Regions from separate parts of the Homo sapiens genome. Here region 2 is linked to region 1. Evidence: read pairs that join two places in POLR2A ChIA-PET (ENCODE). Cell type or tissue: A673. All regions are shown on one strand. Each heading gives the region's core, and the rest is flanking DNA. Links, peaks and the distances in the headings are about the cores only.

Region 1 (5,360 bases), core at 361-5,360:
TCTGGCATTATATTTCATCTTTTTCCTTCTCAGGCTCTTCCAGGATTTTTCTTAGTCATCACTGTTTATGGCCTGCCTTTCAATAGGGACCTTGCTTTAGAAAACTAAAAACAGGCTAAGCGCGGTGGCTCACGCCTGTAATCCTAGTACTTTAGGAGGGTGGATCACCTGCAGTCAGGAGTTCAAGACCAGCCTGGGCAACATGGTGAAACCCCCGTCTCTACTAAAAATACCAAAAAAAATTAGCCGGCTGTGGTGGCGGGCGCCTGTAATCCAAGCTACTCGGGAAGCTGAGGCAAGAGAATCGCTTGAACCCGGGAGGTGGAGGTTGCAATGAGCTGAGATCACACCATTGCACTCCAGCCTGGGCGACAGGGTGAGACTGTCTCAAAAACAAAACAAAACAAAACAAAACAAAAAAAACAAGCAAACAAAAAAAAGCTTATAACAATGGGGAGGCAAGCAGGTATCAAAGGGTCTTCACCAATGGCTACAAAGAAGCTATAAGAAGGTGGTAGTATCTCTTTCTTCATTTGTTATGTAAAAAATGTAGAGGATGCACAATTTCTTTGACTAAAATATTATTTTCCCTTCCCCTATACCCAAACATCTACAGTATTTAAAAATCACTAGCAAAATAGCCCCAAATTATTCAGTGTTAGCCCTCCACTGGAAGAGTGGGATCAACATAAAATGATAATTTGTAACTAAATGACCATTAGTCTATGCGTGCATTTATCTGGTAAATAGATTATTTAAATTATAATCCAAATTTGCTCTGTGCCACGATGTGAGTATAGAGGATCTGATGTCTTTGTGAATTGGATATTGTTGCAACTCCTGGGTTAGAGAAAAAAAATTAATAGTTGATGTAGGTTCAAACAAATACACACCCACATCCATCTACCACAAGAATAGAAGTTTGCATGAAGGTATAATTACTGATTAGAGCTTTTTCCCAAATCCCCAGCGAAAAGTATTATCATCCCCTGAACCTCCATAGCACTACTTTCAGTATTTCTGTTGAAATCTTTAATACTGTGTTTTGCAGATGATAAATATGTATAAGACTTTCTCATCTCCCTGACCCCCTAAGTACTCTTTGAAGGCTGGGCTAATGTTCATTTCATATCTGCACCCCTATAATACCTTGAACAAAGTAAGTCCTTATAAAATTTTCTGGAATAAATGACTTCTCTTTGAGAAACTTTTCCCAACTTGCTATTTAAAGAGTTCTAAATAACAGATAAGGTTTGAATCAGACATCTAATTTGTCTTAAGCTAAAATATTGCCACAAAGATCTTGGAAGTCTGATGATCACAGTAACATTTTAAATGCAAAATATCTAATAAACCAGCAAGTTTCTGGGAAAGCTTTGGTCAAAATGGTTACCACTTTTCATGAGAGACCTATTTTTGTTAGCAAAGAATTTGAATTTGGATGATGGCTATGTTAAAGGTAGTTAAATGGGTTCAGCTAGATAAATAAAACAGGTTCAAATTATTTGGATTTGATTTTAAACTTATTTACAACACCAGTAGTTAATGGCTGTTTTACTTCAACAAACTCTCTAGCTGTTATTAGTTTACAATATCAAAAAAGGAGCCTTCAAACCCAAAGGCAACAATTAAGACCCCAAGACAATCTTAGAAGGAGCAGTAAAGACACCAGAGGCCAGCTTCTTTACAGCACTAATCAAATGCGTTAGGTCAGAGACACTATCCCTAACTCCAGAGTAGATAAATCATTTTAATTTATGGGATAAATTCTTTTTAATTTTATCAATTTAGCCTGTGAATGTGCCCTATTTAAATTTCAAACATAGAAGGAAACCTAAACCTTTTGTTCAACTCTATGTCAGTGGCAGTGAGCTGAGATTGAACCTTATCAAAGTGATATGTTTTTCTATTTATGTAGTCTTCTCTGAAGATGCGGAATAAGTTGGTTATGAAAGTTTTCTTGACTTCCAGAAGTTACCAAAGCATGCTGATATACTGGATGTGTTCTGAGTAACATAGTATTACCCTTCTCTCTAGGAATCCAGAAAACAATACCTGGCTTAATCTTTAACATAAAGATGTAAAACATACTTCTAGAAGTGCAAGTGATGCGTCCGCTGCCTTCTCCCAGGCAAGTACAATCTACCATCATCCAGCCTTGGTAGGGCTTCTCCCACGTTTCTCCGACCACATAGGAAGTCCCAGCAGCATGATCAAAACACTTCTCAGCTGTAGGGAAATTTGGAAGAAAAACAGGAAAAAAAGGTTATTTTGAATTGTGCAAGCTCCCTGTAATTTAAAGTGTAGTGTGTAAGCAAAAATTCAGCCACATTTTTTTTAAGTGGCACTCTGTTCAGAAAGAATGACACACCCAGCATCTAAGCACACAGTAAGTAGCCAAGGCAAAAGAAAGCTCAAGCTGAGTTGGCAGGCAGAAATTCCATTCTCCTAATAAGTACATGGACTACATATTTTCAGCGAGCCCCAAACTTCCCAGCAGCATTTCCAGTAGCAAGGATCTATGTATGTATCTAGTCTGTGGGAGACTACATATGCAAAATTCCAATCTTAATTATAAATGACCAATTATGAATTTTGAGTGGCCTAAATACAATGACAAAGAAAGCTATTTTTAAATATTGGAAAGCAAAACAATACAAAACAAGACAAAAACCTCTAAATTAGAAGACAAGTAAACAGAGTAAAATTTATAGCCAGAAACTTTCAGGCTTGTACTTACAAAATTCAACTGAGGATTGAGATCCAAAGAAGCTCAACAACTTTTAATTTGAAAAGAAATGAGCAGAGTGTGACAAGCACACACTATTTCATGTTTCGGTCCAGGACATTCCATATAGAAATGTGTCCAAAGTGTCATTTTTTTTTCTTTTAAATAAATTATATCTTGACGAAGGAGGAATCTGAGATCAGCTATTAGGTAAAAGAAATGACTCCATTCTAAATCTTTCAATTCTACCTTATGCTTTTGAAGCAAAGTTAAGACTTCTATGTGTAGTCAGTACTTTTTGATCTAACTCCTGTAAGAAGACTATGGATTATATAATAATTCATTATTTCAAACAAAATTCCCATTTCTTTATTGGTTTTCACTGGAATTCAGGTCTATGACCTATGTAGATGTGATTCTGGTCCAACCCCACATTAGAACTAAGCATCCCAGCTCTTGCTCAGCCCTAAGACTCACACACCTATGGGCTTGCAGGTCCATTCTCCTTTTCCATTACCAAGACACACACACTCTAACATGTAACCACCAGTCTCATGTGGTCTCCTCCAGGTGTCACCAATCTTGTAGGACTGACCCCCTTCATGGCAGCGGTCTGTTGAAGATACAACGAAAATGTTAGGAGAGGGCAGAACAGATTTTTTTTTTTGGTCTCATATTCCACCCATGGTAGGTACTTAGGTTGGCTAAAGTAGAGACACAGACAACAGCTTTCCCATCAGAGACAGGGGAAACGTTAACAGGTCTGGTCACTTGGAGTCAATTCAGTTAAGTGTCTTGCTTAGAACACAATGGAAAACCACAGAGAAATCTGGATGGCAAGGAAGAGGTCATGAATCCTGCTTTCCCAGAGAGATCACAGGAAATTGGGTCCTAAGCAGAAAAGAAAGGCTGGGAGGCTTGGTCTTCACTCATACACAGCAGGCTAAGACTGAGACTAATTCAGTGAAAAGGCCACATCAGGCACAGCACTCCAGCTTTTGGGAGCATGGAGAGCCTGTATTTTACCCTAGGATAGAAATGTCATTTTGGTGGAAAGCAAACAGACATATGCATATAAAGTGTGGAAATCCTGGTAGTTTTCTAAGTTGTTAAGCCCAATGGCACATTCAAATGCTGAACTAGATTGTAAACACTATGGACCCTTGCCTCTTGCGATTTGCCTGTGAACTTGGATAAACCCTAACATGAAATATGGGGAAAGTTGATTGGGCCTATTCACACGGGACTTGTTCTTTTGAATAGAAGTCTTTAAGACGACTTATATTTAAAGAATGGATTAAAAAACTTAAATACTATCTTAATAGAATCTATTGGTAACCCAGTGAATCATACTGGAAAGAGTGCCTTAGCTAAACTAGAGTTGAGAATCAGCCCGGTTCCCAAAGTTCCTTAGCAAACTCTATTGGGTTAATAATTTTGTATTATCCCTAGGAATAGTGACATCTGCTTCCTGGGTATAACCTACTGGTCACCAAGAAACCAGACTGTTTCTGTGAGGTGCAAGAGGTCTCTGCATTGCAAACATGAAGACCAGACAACACATGGCTGGTTCACTCTTCATGAACACCTTCCCAGTCACTGCAGAAAAGTCTCATGATTTGTCTAGCTTGAAGATATCCAGGTGATTTAAAATGGGCAACTCCCCTAAGCATGTCTTACTGAAATGGAACCCAAGAGGTCTCTTGGTTCTACTATGTACAGAAACACACACACTCATAAATGCACACACACTCATAAACGCACACACATCAAACACTGATTCCATCTGTGCTCATACCCGTCTTTAAGAAACACAGGAACCAGTTGGGTGACCACTTAAGAGTACCTGGTCACCAGGGGCAAACCTCAAAGTTCGGAATATCCAGTCATGGATAACAGAAAATGACAGTGATGGTAACAGAGAAATTCATATTTGATATTTTGGCATCATTTTACACAATCTCTTCCTTACTTGCGATGGTACAGCTTATTCTCCCTCGCCCAGCCCCGATGCAGGTACAGTCCCAGATCATGGAGTCTTTAGGACGCTCATAAGTGTCACCCACTCGGTAAGTGTTCCCAGTGTACTTGTCAAAGCAAGTCTCTTCAGCTGAGGGGAAAAGGAAAGTCCATGTGAGCCTCACTTAGGTACAAGCTTTTCTAGTTCACTAATCCCCTCTAAAGGAAAACCCACTTCTCTATTCCACAAGTAACATGGTACACCTCAAAGAATAAAATGAAGTGAGAGATACAGATTTTTATCCTAAGCTCTAATAAGGCCATGGTTTTTGACCTTGACATATTGTCAAATTTTCTGTAAATTATTCATATTGTAGAAAAATCTCAGGCTCTTAGGAAAAGGCCATATAAAGTACTAACTTATGACAGAGCTAGATTTGTGAAGGGTTTCACATTCCAATCTCTGACTCAGAAAGTCAAAGCAAGGTTCACATAAAAAGCAAACGATTGGCCGGGCACAGTGGCTCACGCCTGTAATCCCAGCACTTTGGGAGGCTGAGGCGGGTGGATCACCTGAGGTCAGGAATTCGAGACCACCCTGACCAATACGGTGAAACCCCGTCTCTACTAAAAATATGAAAATTAGCTGGGTGTGGTGGCATGTGCCTGTAGT
Region 2 (5,488 bases), core at 210-5,209, 210 kb after region 1:
AACCTTGGGGAGAAGAGTAAAACCTGAAAATCATTGAGTTTCCAAGTGGATATTCTAAGAATGTACACAGCTCTGTACTGTTTCCTCTGCCTGGAATGGTCTTCCTCTACACAGTCCATGAACTCATCCATTCGCTTCAATCAAGTCACCTCTCAAACAATGCCTCTTCAGAGAAGAATTCCTAGACTGCTCTATCTACAATTTCAGCACCCCATTCCTATCACTCCTGACTCCTCACTGTGCTTCCAGTCAGAATAATCTGTGTTATAGTGCCATAATAGCTAATCCTCAAATCTTGGTGGCTTAAAAAAAAAGTTTATCACTATGAAAAATCTACCGAAAGTTGAGCAACTCTCCCAGGCAGTCCTCCTTCATAAATCCTCATCAGTATAAACCAATACACCTTGCACAGCAAGTGAAAGTGTGGTGGACAGTCAAGGCCATGAAGTAAAGATTTCCACCCAAAGATGACACAGATCACTTCCACTTACATTTCATTGGCCAAAGCCACACTAAACTACAAGTGGGCAGGGAAGTGTCATCCTCCTACGTGTCCAAGTGGATGTAAGAATGTCTGGCACATCATGCTTTATTTGTCTTCATGACACTTTTCATCTAACATCATTTAATATATTTTATTTGTTATTATTTGACCCTCCTTACTAGAATGTAAGCATTCTGAGGGCAGGGAACTTATCTATTTGTTCGTTGCTTTACCCTCAGCTCTTAGAACAGAGATTCTCGATTAATATTTATTGAATGAACAAATAAGAACACAGAAAATACTATGTTTTACACAAGGAATTACCAGTGCAAATGCTTAAAGGACCCAGCTGTTAATATAGCAAGGGAAGCAAGCAAGGTTAGAACTGTGGCTAAGTGGAGCACTTCTTCCATTACCTAAAGGCCACTAGTTGCTGCCTTGAATGATGGACCCAGCATAGCTAGATCTGATTTTTTTTTTTTTTTTTGAGGCAGAGTTTCACTCTTGTTGCCTGGGCTGGAGTGCAATGGCGAGTCTTGGCTCAGTGCAACCTCTGCCTCCCAGTTTCAAGTGATTCTCGTGCCTCAGCCTCCCGAGTAGCTGGGATTGCAGGTGCCCACCACCACATGCCCGGCTAATTTTTGTGTTTTTAGTAGAGACGGGGTTTCACCATGTTGGCCAGGATGGTCTCGAACTCCTGACCTCAGTTGATCCACCTGCCTCGACCTCCCAGAGGGCTGGGATTACAGGTATGAGCCACCGTGCCTGGCCTGCTAGATCTGATTTTTTTATGAGAAGTTAAAAATCTTGATTTTTAAATGAAAGCTCTGATTTTTTCATGTGGTTCAAAAGTTGTCAAAAACATATGCAGGTCATACCCAGCAAACATGAATGTTAGTCTATGCCTTGTGCTCTAGGTGGAAAGACTGAACGAATGAGTTTTGAGATTTACAAAGTTTCAATTAAGTGAAGAGAAAATGCGAAAAGAGAGGAAAAGTAGAATCTCCACATTCATCTCTCTGTCACCTAAACTCTTATTTGGAGGGATCCCTGCTCTACCTCTTTCCCTCTCACCCCTACTCCTCTTTACCCAGGAATTTAGAAAATACCCCTATATTTCTAGAACTAGTTTCATTTATTTATTTTGAATCCTTTGAATAGGAGTCAACCTTGCCTTCACTGATGTTATTGTGTGTCTTACATAGCAATATCTAAACAAATGAGAAACCGTGGGGAGAGATCTTCAAGGTGAAAACATTTAGAATAAAGAATTGCTGTGTTTAAAATGGCACTGGCAGTATAAAAGATCTAATATCTATTTCATGTAACAGACGAGGTCCAAACCAGGGAACTCTTCTCTGTAACCAATAATTTGACCTGATTACATCATATCTTTTTCTCTTTGCCCTAAAGTTGAACTTTGTATATAGAGGGGCTGCCAAACACATTTACACTGTAGAGAAATGTTGTTTTCCAATGTATCACCCAAGAGGTTTTAATTCAGATGAAAATGTTCAAAAATTAAATTTCTGTATTTCTTTGGACCTAGCTTGGGATGGTTTAGCAAGCAGTCTTCATACGACTTTTCTTGTCTAGAGGGAATTATCACTGGGCAAGCTCAGTCAAACTTTAAGTGCAGTTGTTCATTTCGGTGGCCCCAAGCCCATACCTGGGAGTTTTCCAGCTGTGGAATCAATGAAAAACGCCCCAGTCAGGGACACAGTACTGGATTCCAGGCAACCTGCTTTCCCAAGGAAGCACTTGGATTAAAACAGGCCTGCCCCTCCACTCTTAAAGAGAATTCTACCACCCTGTTCTGCACTCCCAGATAGCCCTGGGTGTATAGTGCTGCCATTTCAGAGCTCCGTCGTGATGTCTATCACATGTTGGCTTTAATTCTAGGACAATTCTAGAGAAATAAGAAATACCGAGCAAACTTTTCCCTGCCCAGGCAATCCTCCAGTGAAAATTCTCACAGCGAATAGATTTCTGGTGGACATAGACATGCTTGTAATTGACCTTCTCACTAGGCCCTACACATTTCTGGATATCATGAGTTTCAGTATTGTCTTGAAATAGATAAGGCCTCTCGTCCATGGTTTATAAAACAAAATTACCAAGACTGAAATTGGAAATCTTGTTCTTACAGAGGCAAATGAAAACATGAAGTTCTCTGGAGATAGTTCATGAGCAAAAGAAAATTACTTTCATAGAATTCTAGAAATAATTTATTTTAGAAATTCTAGTATTGACTTGATTCTGAAAATAATTATATCATCATCTCTCCAAAACAGTTATCTTCAAAGTGGCCACTTATTTGACAAAAAAATCAATTCGGTCAATATGGCATTTTAAGATTATGCCTTCAAATTCCCTTTTGCACACACACAAATACAGCCTAGCAAACAGAAATTGAGGCAAGCCACCCATTGGCTGGGTAACTGACTTGCCAACATTCCTTAAACTGGTTCTGGATTAAAAGGTCTTAGATGACCATTTGAAAGCTGGTACTAAACTCCTAAATAGGAAGAGGATGTTGGGAGTGGGATAAGAGGAGAAAGAACTTGTAATATGAGAAGACTTGGCAAACCAAAGTGCTCATATACGAAAAGAAATAAAATGCCGAGAAAGATAGCCAATGACATCAACTATTGGGAGATTAATTCAATTCAGGTAAAATTAAAATAGTGGAGAAATGATTAAAACATCTGAAAATGCGTATGCTTAGACTCTTCAGAGTGATAAATTGTGCGAAAAAATAAAAAATAACAAGAAATAATGAAACCAAATAGGCAGAAATAAAACAATAATAGGTAGATGAGAAAAGAGCCAACTAGAAATCTTTAAAATGAAAAATTTAGTTAAGATTTAAAACAGTTAATAGATGGACAAATAGATCTACACACAGGTGACAATTTTGTGAATTGGAAGGTTGTCTTGAGGAATTCACCAGGAATAAAGCATGAAGGAATAAGTAGATTAAAATTAGGAAAGAGAAGTTGAAGACACGGAGATTCAACATGATTAATCTCAAATGTCTTATACTGTTTGAAATCTGCTAGACAAAAAGAGTTTTGTCTATAAATTAATACAATTTAATTTATAGTATTCTAAATGACCAAAGGCAAATCACTGGCTGCCTGGAAGGGTGGAGGGGGGAATGGCAGGAAAGAAGAATTACAAAAGAGTAGGGAGCAACTTTTGGGAGTGATGAGTAAGTTTGTTATCTTGATTGTGGTGATGATTTCATAGGTTCACAAATACATATATCAAAACATATTGTACACCTTAAACATGTGTAGTTTATTGTATATCATTTCTACCAAAATAAAGCCATTTTGATAAGTATTTTTTTCTAAAAAAAAGAAAAAGGAATCAAGAAATACTAAAGGAAATTAAGAATATCTAAAAATGATTCTTTGAGAAGACAAATTAAACACACTTCTGGCAAGATCAATCAACAAAAACCAAAGGAAAAACAAATAAAGTCTAATATTTGAATTCAAGATTTTAAAAATTACAATTTTATGCCAATGATATGGAAACTTAGATGAAAAGAACCAATTTCCAGAGAAGTATAAACCATCAAATTGAGTAAAGAGGAAGCAGAAAGTAAGAATAAAGAAGTAACCACTTGCGACTGGGTGTAGTTGCTCATGTCTGTAATCCCAGCACTTCAGGACACCAAGGCGGGAGGATCACCTGAGGTCAGGAGTTCGAGACCAGCCTGGCCAATATAGTGAAACCCCCGTCTCTACTAAAAATACAAAAATTAGCCAGGCGTGGTGGCTCACACTTGTAATCCCAGCACTTTGGGAGGACAAGGCAGGTGATCACCTGAGGCCGGGAGTTCGAGATCAGCCTGGCCAACATGGTGAAACCCCATCTCTACTAAAAATACAGAAATTAGCTGGGTGTGGTGGTTCATACCTGTAATCCCAGCTACTCAGGAGGCTGAGACAGGAGAATCACTTGAAACTGGGAGGCAGAGGTTGCAGTGAGCCAAGATCATGCCACTTCACTCTAGCCTGGGCAACAGAGCTAGATTCAATCTCAAAAATAAAAATAAAAAAAAAAGAAGAAGTAATTAAGTAATTATTTGCCTATTTGCTATGGGTTGAATTGTGTTCCCTCAAAAAGATATATTGAAATATGAATCCCCAGTACCCCAGAATGTAACCTTATTTGGAAATGAAGTCTTTTAGAGGTAATAGGTTATTAATGTGAGCCCTAATTATATGACTGGTGTCCTTATAAAAAGGGGAAACAGAGGGCAGACACACACAGAGCAAAGACTGTGTGAAGACACACAGGGAGTAGACAGCCGTGCAGCTGGAGTGATGCGGCTACAGGCCAAGGAGCCTGAAGGATGCTGGCAGACACAGAAGCTAGAAGAGTAAGGCAGGATTCTCTCTTAGAGACTTCAGAGAACACATGGACCTGCCCACACCTTGATTTCAGACTTGCGGTCTCTAGAACTGTAAGATACGAACCATCTGTTGTGTTGAGCTGCCTAATTTGTGGTGCTTTGTCACAGCATCCCTAGGAAATTAATACTCTGTTGAACAAAAATCAAACCAGTAACCCAAATATTTTCCTTCATCCATATCAAATGAAACAAGGCCCAGGTTGTTTTGGAGAAAGTTTTCCAAGACCTTTAATAAACAGATAATTCCTGTGAGAAACTACCCAACTCATTTTGTCTTTAATGACTTTCACGTAAAAACTGACCACAGGCCAGGAGCGGTGGCTCATGCCTGTAATCCCAGCACTTTGGGAGGCCGAGGTGGGTGTATCATGAGGTCAGGAGTTCGAGACCAGCCCGGCCAATATGGTGAAACCCCATCTCTACTAAAAATACAAAAATAGCTGGGAGTGGTGACGCACGCCTATAATCCCAGCTACTCGGGAGGCTGAGGCAGGAGAATTGCTTGAACCCAGGAGGCGGAGGTTGCAGTGAGCCAAGATCGCAACATTGCACTCCAGCCTGGGCAACAAGAGCAA

What was found. ChIA-PET counts read pairs that join two places held together with the same protein. Peaks named below come from ENCODE experiments on the same cell type or tissue, not always from the same donor. Only the 100,000 strongest peaks of a DNase experiment are listed, where the experiment ranks them.
Region 2: POLR2A ChIA-PET joins it to region 1 with 6 read pairs; 6 of 35 experiments call an interaction of 5 or more read pairs at or near these places.

What each region holds. Positions count from the first base shown.
Region 1 is chr2:215,428,624-215,433,983 of GRCh38, forward strand. It overlaps FN1 (fibronectin 1), which reads right to left. Exons shown (of 46, transcript NM_212482.4): 3 at 4,701-4,838; 4 at 3,210-3,341; 5 at 2,092-2,229. Among named protein-coding and RNA genes, the nearest start is that of FN1-DT, 4.4 kb to the right of the region's middle. RefSeq lists an enhancer at 4,757-5,360. In A673, for the core only: no CTCF peak of the experiment used is centred there; no DNase peak of the experiment used is centred there; H3K4me3 peaks cover 4,395 bases; H3K27ac peaks cover 3,449 bases.
Region 2 is chr2:215,642,534-215,648,021 of GRCh38, forward strand. The region is part of intron 5 of LINC00607 (long intergenic non-protein coding RNA 607); the gene reads right to left. All of the region lies in intron 2 of LOC102724861 (a long non-coding RNA gene), which reads left to right. Among named protein-coding and RNA genes, the nearest start is that of LINC01614, 73 kb to the right of the region's middle. In A673, for the core only: no CTCF peak of the experiment used is centred there; no DNase peak of the experiment used is centred there.